2 separate regions of the Homo sapiens genome follow, and region 1 is linked to region 2. The links are chromatin loops, found by intact Hi-C in ENCODE. Cell type or tissue: Calu3. All regions are shown on one strand. Each heading gives the region's core, and the rest is flanking DNA. Links, peaks and the distances in the headings are about the cores only.

Evidence for each region. Hi-C counts contacts between places; a loop is a spot of excess contacts. Peaks named below come from ENCODE experiments on the same cell type or tissue, not always from the same donor. Only the 100,000 strongest peaks of a DNase experiment are listed, where the experiment ranks them.
Region 1: a loop joins it to region 2, with 5 times the contacts of the local background. A loop is called at or near these places in 2 of 110 quality-filtered maps.

What each region holds. Positions count from the first base shown.
Region 1 is chr7:31,496,456-31,501,845 of GRCh38, forward strand. No RefSeq gene overlaps it. Among named protein-coding and RNA genes, the nearest start is that of ITPRID1, 15 kb to the right of the region's middle. In Calu3, for the core only: no CTCF peak of the experiment used is centred there; DNase peaks (open chromatin) are centred at 1,268, 2,146 and 4,393.
Region 2 is chr7:31,547,727-31,553,116 of GRCh38, forward strand. ITPRID1 (ITPR interacting domain containing 1) reads left to right here. Exons shown (of 15, transcript NM_001257967.3): 2 at 1,700-1,773; 3 at 5,276-5,390. The coding sequence starts at 5,299. Among named protein-coding and RNA genes, the nearest start is that of ITPRID1, 36 kb to the left of the region's middle. In Calu3, for the core only: no CTCF peak of the experiment used is centred there; DNase peaks (open chromatin) are centred at 2,075 and 2,855.

The sequences.
Region 1 (5,390 bases), core at 158-5,157, 51 kb before region 2:
GCTGCATCCTATGATGATAACGGGAAGTCCTTGCTGTGCAGGAGGGCAAGCGGACTTTGCAGTTAATCAAACAGCCATGTGGACATTGTAGTTAATCAAGTCAGAAATTGTGGCATCAGCTCTATTTGACACAAAAGAAGGGCAGAGGTCCCTAGTGGTACCACACAAAAGGAAAGGTGGTAAAGATAATGTCTTGGCTATGAATTACTGTTAAAAAAAGATAGGAAGGAATATGCTGGCTGTGATTTTTAACATGGGTCAAGGGTATTTGACATGCACATGCCAGTTATTTTTGCGAGGCAAAATCTGCAGTGTTGGAGGTATGGATTCCCTTGAAGGCAGGGAGATGATACCACCACCATAGCCTCTACATTTGAATCAGCTGTCTTGGAAAGTGGAGTGATCCCCATTTCCATTCACATGTCCTGCAGAGCCTGGGAGACCCCTTGGGGTAATATGTGAAGTGGATTCAATCATTGGATGGTAGGGAGTGAATTATAGCAACCTTAAGATTGGATATTCTAATACTATTCAAACTGTGCATGGACTTCTCAGTGAACACTTCCATATAATGAGAGCAAGAATTGTATCCCCAGTGCCTGGCACACAGTTATTGCTCAATAAATATTTGATTGATCAGTGAGTACATAATAACACATACATACATACTTTTAAAATCTAGTACTTACAAGGTACTAGGTAGTACGCTAAAGAGTTTTATACATCAATCAGTCTCCATAAACAAAGTATGCAAAGGCTAGGGGAATTGTCCAGTGTCACAGAGCAGTCGTCATAGGATCAAGGCTTTATTCTAAACCATCATGCTGATGAGCACAAGCCAACGAGGTTTTCTTGAAAGTAAATCACTTTATATCCTGTCTATATTCATAAATTCTGCTAGAACATGTAAGGAGGAAAAAGTAATATCTTTTCTTCACCCATTACAAGGTCCACAGCTGACACCGCTAAAACAACAGCTAGATTAACAAGAGAAAAGCATAATAAATTTATGTACAAAGTTTTAGGTGGCACAGGGGCCAACAGAAATGAAGACTCCAACACCCAGGGAAAACTATATTTTTATGCTAAGTCTGATGAAAGAAGCAGATAGTTGTAGAGAAATGTGATTGTACAAAAAGGATATGATCTAATGGTAAACTGGGGGGAATTTTGCAAGGCTTGTTTCTTCAGACTGTTTCCTGCATGTCCGTATGATATTCCTTTCCCCACCACTGCTCCCCAGGAATGGAGTAGGACGCCTGTCACATGAGAACCTTCAAGGGAAACAAGAGGAGGTCAGAGAGTTACCTTCCCAGGTTTTATGGCTTGCTTTAGCGGGGAGGAGTTCTAGTTTCTATGACTCAACTTCAGGGAGAGATGAGGAAAAGAGAAAGAGGTGTATGTCTGAGGAGAAGATCAGAGAATTTCTTGCTTCTGAGATGTTTCCAATCTCCTTCAGCTAAAAATATTCCACATACGAAAGCACCATCCTTTTTGGGGTACCGTGTTCTGAGCCCTGACAAACTTGAATTCTTTTCTAGTTTGCAACAACAACAAAAAAAGTCCCAGCTGGGTGCGGTGGCTCACGCCTGTAATCCCAGCACTTTGGGAGGCCAAGACTAGTGGATCACCTGAGGTCAGGAGTTGGGGACCAGCCTGGCCAACATGGTGAAACTCTGTCTCTACTAAAAATACAAAAATTAGCCAGGCATGGTGGCGGGCGCCTGTAATCTCAGCTACTCTGGAGGCTGAGACAGGAGAATTGTGAGAACCCGGGAGGCTGAGGTTGTAGTGAGCTGAGATTGCACCATTGTACTCCAGCTGGGGCAGCAACAGCCAGATTCTGTCTCAAAAAAAAAAAAAAAAAAGTCCCAGAACATCAAAGTTGAGCCCCCGAATGGTTGCTGGAGGTTGTTTGGCTTAGACCCCTATCTTCACATGGGATACCAAGACTTCAGGAGTTTAATGATGGGCCTCAGATCCCCATCTAGGATGAACCAATTTTCCCTCTTGCCTGGGACTGAGGGGTTGCTGAAATGCAGGACTTTCAATGCTGAAATCAGGAATGACTTGGGCGGACAAGGAAGAACTGGTCACCCTATCCCCACCCAGTGAGTTGTAGAGTAAGAATTTAAAATCTGCCCCCGAGTGCTGGCCCCACACAGAGGATCTCTCAGCCACTTCCCTCTGTAGGGGCCTTGTGGGTTTGTAGATGTTGATCTGAGAAGCTGACACCCATAAGTGCTGTTATTGTTCACCAGGGCCTCTACCTTTTAGCATCGTTTTCAATGCTGTAGCACAAATGTTCAGTATATGAAGTGTCTAGGCACCTTGGCAAATACATAGAGGTCTGAGGGAGCATGGGAGATTTTCTTCAAAGACTAGCTGCTTGTTGGACATCTGTGTGTTGAGCAGGGTCAACCAAATTTATTATATCTGAAAATTTTTAATCAGAAATGTTTGCTTCAGGGAAAAGGAATAAAGCATTCTACTAGGTACTTGAGTGAAATTTTTATCATTTAATGCTCACAATAACCAATGAAACACATATTATTATTTAAATTCTTGTAGAAAAGGAAACTGAAGCTTAGCATGATTTAACAACATGCCAGAGGTCACATAGCTAGCAAGTAGCTTAATCTGGTTTTAAATGCAGCTCTTTCTCATTCTAAAGTCCAAAAATATAGAAGGTTTGGGGGAAACTGGGGAAGATATTTAGTCCACTGCTTTGAAAAATGATTGTCCTGGGCAAAAGCCCCAATCCCTGTGAGGTATTCATGGTTCAATAAATTAGGAAGCATTGTTCATTCCACCCTGGTTGGGAGCATCTCAAGGCATATTAGCATAGTCCTGCTACCAGGACTGTTCCTGCTTAATCACCATTTCCTAAATGTATTTTGCCATCATGCCTCTTTCTACCACCATTCGTTGTTGTTTAAGAGACTGTTCTTTGCTTCCATGTAAGATATATTAACATCCCGTGCACTTTGGATTACGATCCACTGGATACTTTATTCTGCTCTGATAAGACAGTCAAGGTCATGACAGGGATAGGCAATCCTTAATAACTCTTTGTGTGTATGTATGTGTGTATGAGACACAGAGACAGAGAGAAAGAAAGAGAATGAGGGAGAGAGAGACAGAAAGAACACACAGAGAGCACACGAGCCTGAGAACCTAAGCACCATCCCCATGTCTAATTGAGAAGAGGAACATGGAAATGTACACAGATAAACAAATGTGTCACTTCACTTGCTTTTCCTACAACTGAGCTCAAGGATCTGCCTCAACTTTTCTTCTTACCCTTTCTCATATGAATGTTGCAAGTGTGAATGGAAATAATTATGAATGGGAAATAATTTTGTCAGAGATTAGCATGTTTTGCTGGGGGTGGTGGGAGTTGGGGAGGGAGGGGGAATGAGGAGGAAAGGAAAGGTAGAGACACGAATTCATTTCCTGGTGTGAACAGAGGATGCAACTGTGAGATGTGACAGAATGCACCAGGATCCCTGAGGAAAGCTGTCAGGACAATCAGGACCCAACTTCCCTGAGACATTGCAGATGCAGCCCTGACCTATAGCAAGGAGTAGAGAGAGGGGCTGAGAGTGAAATTTTAGAGTCTTCTCTAAAATTTTAGATCCATATCTCAGGTATATGCACTGGACTGGACAATACTTAAGGTTACTTACCGATCAATGCATGATGATTTGATGATTTTGACCATCTTTACGAAAGGGTTACTAACAACCATCATTATAAAATTCTTCTTCAGAATGCTGCTTGGTAAGTAGCTCCCAATGCAGATTCTCCCAGCTTCTCACTAAAATACTCATAAGGAAGCAGAATAAGAGAAAATTCCCAGAATTAGAAACTGGAATTTATAGACACGTTACTGTTAGGATTTCTAATGCGTCCATACTCAATATAATACTTAAAAAAAGATCAGTTTGTGCCATGCCCTGGTTCAATATTTAACGAAATAGTAGGTGTTTCTTTCATTCCTTATCATCTCCTGCAGACTTAAGAACTAGGACCAGTACCTAAAAGATTAGTACTGTCTTTATCCTTCAGTCTTCCTTCCACATTCCACTTTTCAATTCTAAGGCAGGGACGATAAATCTCAGAGCTCAATTAGGACATATAAAGGGCAGAACTTTAGCAGAGTACACTCTGAAAAGTTCCATCCCATAAAAAAATTGGTGAAGTTTGAGGCTGAGGAAGGAAAAATTCACACAGTACTGAAAGCTTGTGAAGACTGAACTCTGACCTTTTTTCCTGGCTCAAAATCCTTTTCAATGGGTCTGGGAAAACTTAACACCTTATAAGCCATAAAATCTCCTTAAACAGATTTTTTTGGTCCAGTGTAGTGTGGCTTACTTCCAATCTGACCCTAGTTTGGCATCACATGCCAGGTAACAAACCGCCTTATCTTAACTTGGGCATTCCTTTCTGCTGACTTAAAGTTTTTTGATAAAGCTTAACCCTTTCAACCAATTGCCAACTAAAGAATCCCTAAAAGCCATCTTTGCCTTGTAAGTTCCTGTTTTGAGATGTCCCACTTTTTAGGGCCAAACCAATATATAACTCTCATGTATTGATTTATTATTTTACCTGCAATTCCTGTCTCCCAGAAATGTACAAAACCACATTATAACCTGACTTCCTCCATCACACTTTGTGTTTCCCCAAGCCATGGTCACTCATATTGGCTCAAAATAAACCACTTTTTAAAAATTTATTATTATTTTTTATTTATTATTATTATACTTTAAGTTTTAGGGTACATGTGCACAATGTGCAGGTTAGTTACATATGTATACATGTGCCATGCTGGTGCGCTGCACCCACTAACTCGTCATCTAGCATTAGGTATATCTCCTGATGCTATCCCTCCCCCCTCCCCCCACCCCACAACAGTCCCCAGAGTGTGATATTTCCCTTCCTGTGTCCATGTGTTCTCATTGTTCAATTCCCACCTATGAGTGAGAATATGCGGTGTTTGGTTTTTTGTTCTTGTGATAGTTTACTGAGAAGGATGATTTCCAATTTCATCCATGTCCCTACAAAGGACATGAACTCATCATTTTTTATGGCTGCATAGTATTCCATGGTGTATATGTGCCACATTTTCTTAATCCAGTCTATCATTGTTGGACATTTGGGTTGGTTCCAAGTCTTTACTATTGTGAATAATGCCGCAATAAACATACATGTGCATGTGTCTTTATAGCAGCATGATTTATAGTCCTTTGGGTATATACCCAGTAATGGGATGGCTGGGTCAAATGGTATTTGTAGTTCTAGATCCCTGAGGAATCGCCACACTGACTTCCACAATGGTTGAACTAGTTTACAGTCCCACCAACAGTGTAAAAGTATTCCTATTTCTC
Region 2 (5,390 bases), core at 68-5,067:
TGCCTGAATAGTGGCCCTGTTTACTGAGATGAAGCACACTAGAATAAAAGCAGGTATATGGGAGGGTAAAGAAGTCCAGGCAAGAATAAAGAATTCAGTGTGGCACAAAATGTGTATAGACATTCAAGTGGAAATGTTAAGTAAGTGGGAATACCCTGGTGTGAAGTAAACTCACAGGCTGGACCAGATTTGGAAATGAGAATTTGGGAATCATCATTGGTTTCATAAAAAACTAAGGTAGGAGTTGGAGAGGGATTCAAGGTGGTCACATGAAAGACAAATTTAAGATGGGTCACATTAGAGTGTATTGTAAACTAAAGGGAATAATCCAGTAAGGAGGACAAAAATGGTGCCCAAGCAAAATCTATGAGTAGAATAGAGGTGATGGGGGATGTTTGAAATTAGGATTTTGGAGAGTGTTCTCTTACAGTGAAGTACAACCATAGGAATCAAGCAGAGGGAAAGATTATGGAAAGTGAACAGGTCATTGAACTGAGTGGCCTGGTGTTGGCAAGCCATCTACATTGATAATGAAATCTTCCAGAAAGATGACAGAAATACCATACTAAAATTTTCAGTAAATGAAGGTGAATGCCCTGGATGTTGATGACTACATAGTCTGATGGCATATGCTTCAAAGGACAGAGGAAACAAGGTCTGGAAGCAGCAACAAAGATCATAGAGGAAATTTACACTATCTTGAAGACTATAGTACAGATTTTTAAGGAAGAAATGAAAGAGCCATAGCTTGAGGAACCATATCCCAGTTTCAGTTAGAGAAAGAAGATGAAGGGACATTCAGTGAAGAGGTTAGAATGAAGGGGTATTGGTAGGTGATAGGGCATGAGTTCTAGAGGGCACAAGTGTTGGGAGAGTCTCCAGGAAGGGTGGAAGATTGGGCCAGATGAAGTGATGTTCACTGCCACAAGAGCATGGCCCAACAGCATGATGTGATTGCTCCTGTGGTCATCCAGGGGAAGAAGGATGAGTTAGTTCTCTGAGAGTGCCAGCCTCTCAGGACTGGTCTCTTAGTTTGTGTAGGTAATATGAGTGGTACTGAGGTTTGTGGTAATCATTTTTTTGAGAATAGGAGGGGTTCTGGAGGCTTCCTTTATAAACTTCCATGAATGGCATCATGGTTGGGAAAGGGGCAGGTCTTAATGGAACACATGGATCTATGTAGACTTCTCTTCAATGCTGCTCTTGGGGAAGTCACCATATGAAGTAGGGAGGGGAACAAGGCAAGCCTGGACACTATTTGAGATCTTAGGAAGGCCCGAACTGAGGCTATGACAATGAGGATCCATGGATGAGATGTAGACAGGGTGTTAGAGATCCATTTGGATGCAGAATGCCTCGGGCTGTTCTCCCATTATGCAGTTCTCTTCTTGGCCACCGAGTTTAATCAGAAATGGTGGCCAAGGCTGGAGCTACAGGCTCTAATTATAACCTTAAAATTTAGTCTATAATTGAAGGAATCTCAAGACTCTGATAAGCACCTCTAACTCATCTCAGGGAAATCCATATTCTCATGGTCACAGAAATACTCTATTCTCACTCTCCCAAAAACATCTACTTCTCAATCATCCAAACTAAGTAATTTCAAGACAACACAGGCTACCCACAAACTAACAGGGTCAAGTTTATTTTCTGTGAGACAAATGATTGCATTGATTGGTGATTCTTCTTTACTTGACAGTTCCTGACAGGATAAGGACAAGAAGCAACACACAGAAGAGAAGGAAAAAGAAAGAAAACTGACCAATATGAGTGGTGATTGTTTTGGATATATTTTTCATTAAATTTTCCCAAAAACTCCATAAAGTGTTTATTTCATACTCATTATAGATATGAGGAAATAGATTATCAGAAAAGTTTGAAAATTTCCCCAAGATGTCAGAAAGCAGCAGAGCTGATATTAAAATCCAGAGTTATCTGACCTGAAAGCACTTGCTCTTTTAACCAGACAAGAACTAAGAAAGCTGACAAAGCCAACTGAATGCTCCTTTCCCAAGTAACCAAGCAATTACTAATAAAGATTAGTTACCTTGGGTCAAAGGTGCTGGGATCTATGGGGAACAGAGATTAAATAAAACACAGTCTGTATTCTCCTAGTATGAACAACCTGTTTGGCAAGAAAACCTGTTTGCATAAAGATACAAAAAGTGAAATAACTCAGAGGACAAGAATGTAATCATTGTCACTGCTTTAAGTGTCAAAGCACCAAGTTTTATGATTTCACTGTGGCTCTAAAGCTTCACAGTGAAAAGGAGCATGTATGGATGAATTTGCTCAAGTTAAGAAAATGTGAAGTAGAATTAATGTAACAGAGCCATTTTTTCTGATTTTGATTATTTTTAACATTTTTAAACCTTGATAACATTTTGGTACCTTTTTTTTTCCTTTTTCAAGGCATTTGTTTATTTAGTTTTTACAAAATTGAGTTCTTAGTGCATATACAGTTTTGCATCCTCTTTTTTTTTTTTTTTGGTTAAACGTGATACTATATGCAATTTCCCACATGAGTAGAAGTTTTGTATACACATGAGGATAAATGACAGCATAGTAATCAGAGTAGAAGGGATTTGAAGAGACAGAAGTTACTGGATTCCCCAGGCATGGAATGACATGATCCAGAATGAGGATTCCTCTTGGGGACAAGTCAAAGAATTAGCAAGAACTAGGTTCGAAATGGTCCTTGGGGCGGACAGACTAACTAGAGAAGTCTGCAGGCAGTCACATGCCATAACTTGTGCCCTGTCTATCCACTGAGCAATTCCAGGATACCACCTGATCTGTGTCCCTTTCCGAAGGGCTGCTCTGGGGGTCAAGTAAGTGAATGCCAAAGGAAGGCCATTCAAGCTTTAGAAAATCCATTTCCAGAAGCAGATTTGTTTACCAACTGGGAAGGCATCCACTAAAACAGGGGGAACAAAAGAGGTTTTCTTTATGAACTGGTCCCTGACCCTTGCTTTTAGCAAGGGTTCCCATTTTCTTTGGCAAGCCTTTTTCCTGCTCTGTGGCCAAGTACAACAGAGCTGGCAGACAGAATATCCTCACTGGTTGTGTAAGGCTGGAGGCTGAGGTCAAGTATGCCATTCATTATAAGATGGAAGTTTGGGGACGTACAAATAAAGCAGCACTTTTACCTAAAATTTTAACAATTTTCTCCAGGGTTACATTTGAAAAAGCAGTCACTAACTTAAAATTTGGCATTATGATACAGAAGCAGCAATTTGAATACTATCAGCTACCTGATAGCTTCTTGTTTCCTCCACAGTGCAAACTCTCCCATTCTAAATGAAACTCACTTTCAGCCAAAATCAGTGAAGGAGTGAGATTATTTTGGGGATCTTATTTTTCTGTGATATGTTATTCTTTTCTTCAAACCTTTTGATCCTTTATTGAATCTGGTATTTCATGAATGTTGTTGAGCATGGTTTTGGAGTTTTTCCTCCTTGTGAAATTTTGCACTGTCAGTGTCGATGCTGTTATTAGCATTCATGCTCACAAGATAAAGGCACTGCTGAAGAGTTATGTGTTTCCTTGAAAGACCCAAAACCTATGTGAAGCTAAATAACTAAAATTTCAGTGAGTTTTTAAAGGTTATTTTGTTTAATGTTATGAATTCTAGTATACCAAACAATTCTCCAAAGGTTAGGAACATAATTCAGTCTGCATTATTCTGTCTTGTGTTATTACTGAAATTTTTATAATTTGCTACCAGCAGATATTCCTAAAGTTAACTGGCTAAAATATTGACTGTTAATATAGATATAACTATTTTTTCCCTTAATTTTTAACTAATTGAAATGTCTTCATTTTTGTTTTTTAACATAAAATTGACAGCCATCATAATTATTGATTTTTGTAGTAATTTAAAATTGCAACAATAAATGTATATATTTATACCTGACAGAATTTGAATATATAAAGCACGTAAGAAAATTGTGCTGCCAGTTGCATCTAGAACGCTCACCTATTCTTGAAAGAAAATATTTACATTTGTAATAAATCTGAATGGTTTGCCTTTTGCAAACAGATTAGAAATGATTTACATGTCATGTGATCAGTGATTATGCATTAAGTTTAGGGATCCTAGAAATGCTACTGAAGTAAGTGTTTGGCTACTTGGCCATTTCTGTAAACTTGAAGGATAAACGAATGCAAATTAAAGCATATGTCATGGAAGTAATTGCATCAGAAAGTGTGGCTTGAAACCTCACTTTGCTATTTTAGTTTGGTATTTGTTGATTCACCACCTACTATGTGCCAAAAATCCAGTTAAATTCTAGAGATACATAAATGAGTAAGAGAATGGCCCTTGTTCTCATGGTGCTTATAGTCTGCGGAGACCGAACAATTTCTTTTGCTGCGCTAAGCTGCTGTGTCCTGCTCTTACTCTGCTAGTTTTACAGGTTGTTCATGAAGGTCAAGTTAAATAATGGGGGCAGCTGATACTTTTTGTGCAAGGTGTGTAATATATTCATAAATATTTTAATTGTCCCAGCCATCCTATAGGATATATAGCATAGTCATGGGAACATGCTTGAGGTCCAGTGCCTGGTTTTGAGTCCTGGCTGGCTGTTTGGCTTTGGACATGCAACTTAATCTCTCTGGTCTTCAATTTACCATAAAATTGTGACAATTATATTACTTCCTTCATTGACAATTAAGTTAAATAATGAATGTATAGAATTCAGCATAGAATCTAGCACATAATAAGTATTCCACTGAGGTTAACAGTTATTAAAATTCGGTAGAGTGTATCGCCAGTTTAGAAATAAGGGAATGCAGAAAGGTTCTACAGTTTATGTGAGGGCACACAACAAGTTGCAGAAATGAGACTGAGCCAAGCCAATCTGTTGCCAAAGCCCTCATTTTTCTCCAACATTTGGGCCTCAAAAATAATTTTATAGATATAACTGTTAGGTAAATTTGAAGGCTATTTACTGGGTGTGTCCTCAAGTCTAATTTCTTTGCTCTCCGTCCACATCCCAGACCACCAAAGTGAAAGTGCAGAGTGCGCATGTGGTCTGATGACTGGCATGGCCACTTGAGTCCCAGGCTGCTTTGCCTTGGAGAGGGAAGGAAGCATTTCACCAAACTGAGACAGGGAGCTTGGCTCAGGTGGGTGAGCCAGGTTCATGTATGACTGTGAAGCTGGATCATTCATCTGACTGTAGGCATTCTGGCCTTCTTTCTCCCTTTCACTGAGCCAAGCCCAGAAGCTGAACTCATCGTGTCTGATTTGTTTGTGTGTGTGTGTTTTAAGTTAGTTTGCAGAATTACTCTCCTATGATGGCACAGAAATCACAAGGATCTGACAACCTTCAGGAAGGCCAGGAAAAGAGCAAGAGAGAGATCCTGAAGTGCACCAAAAGCGCGTG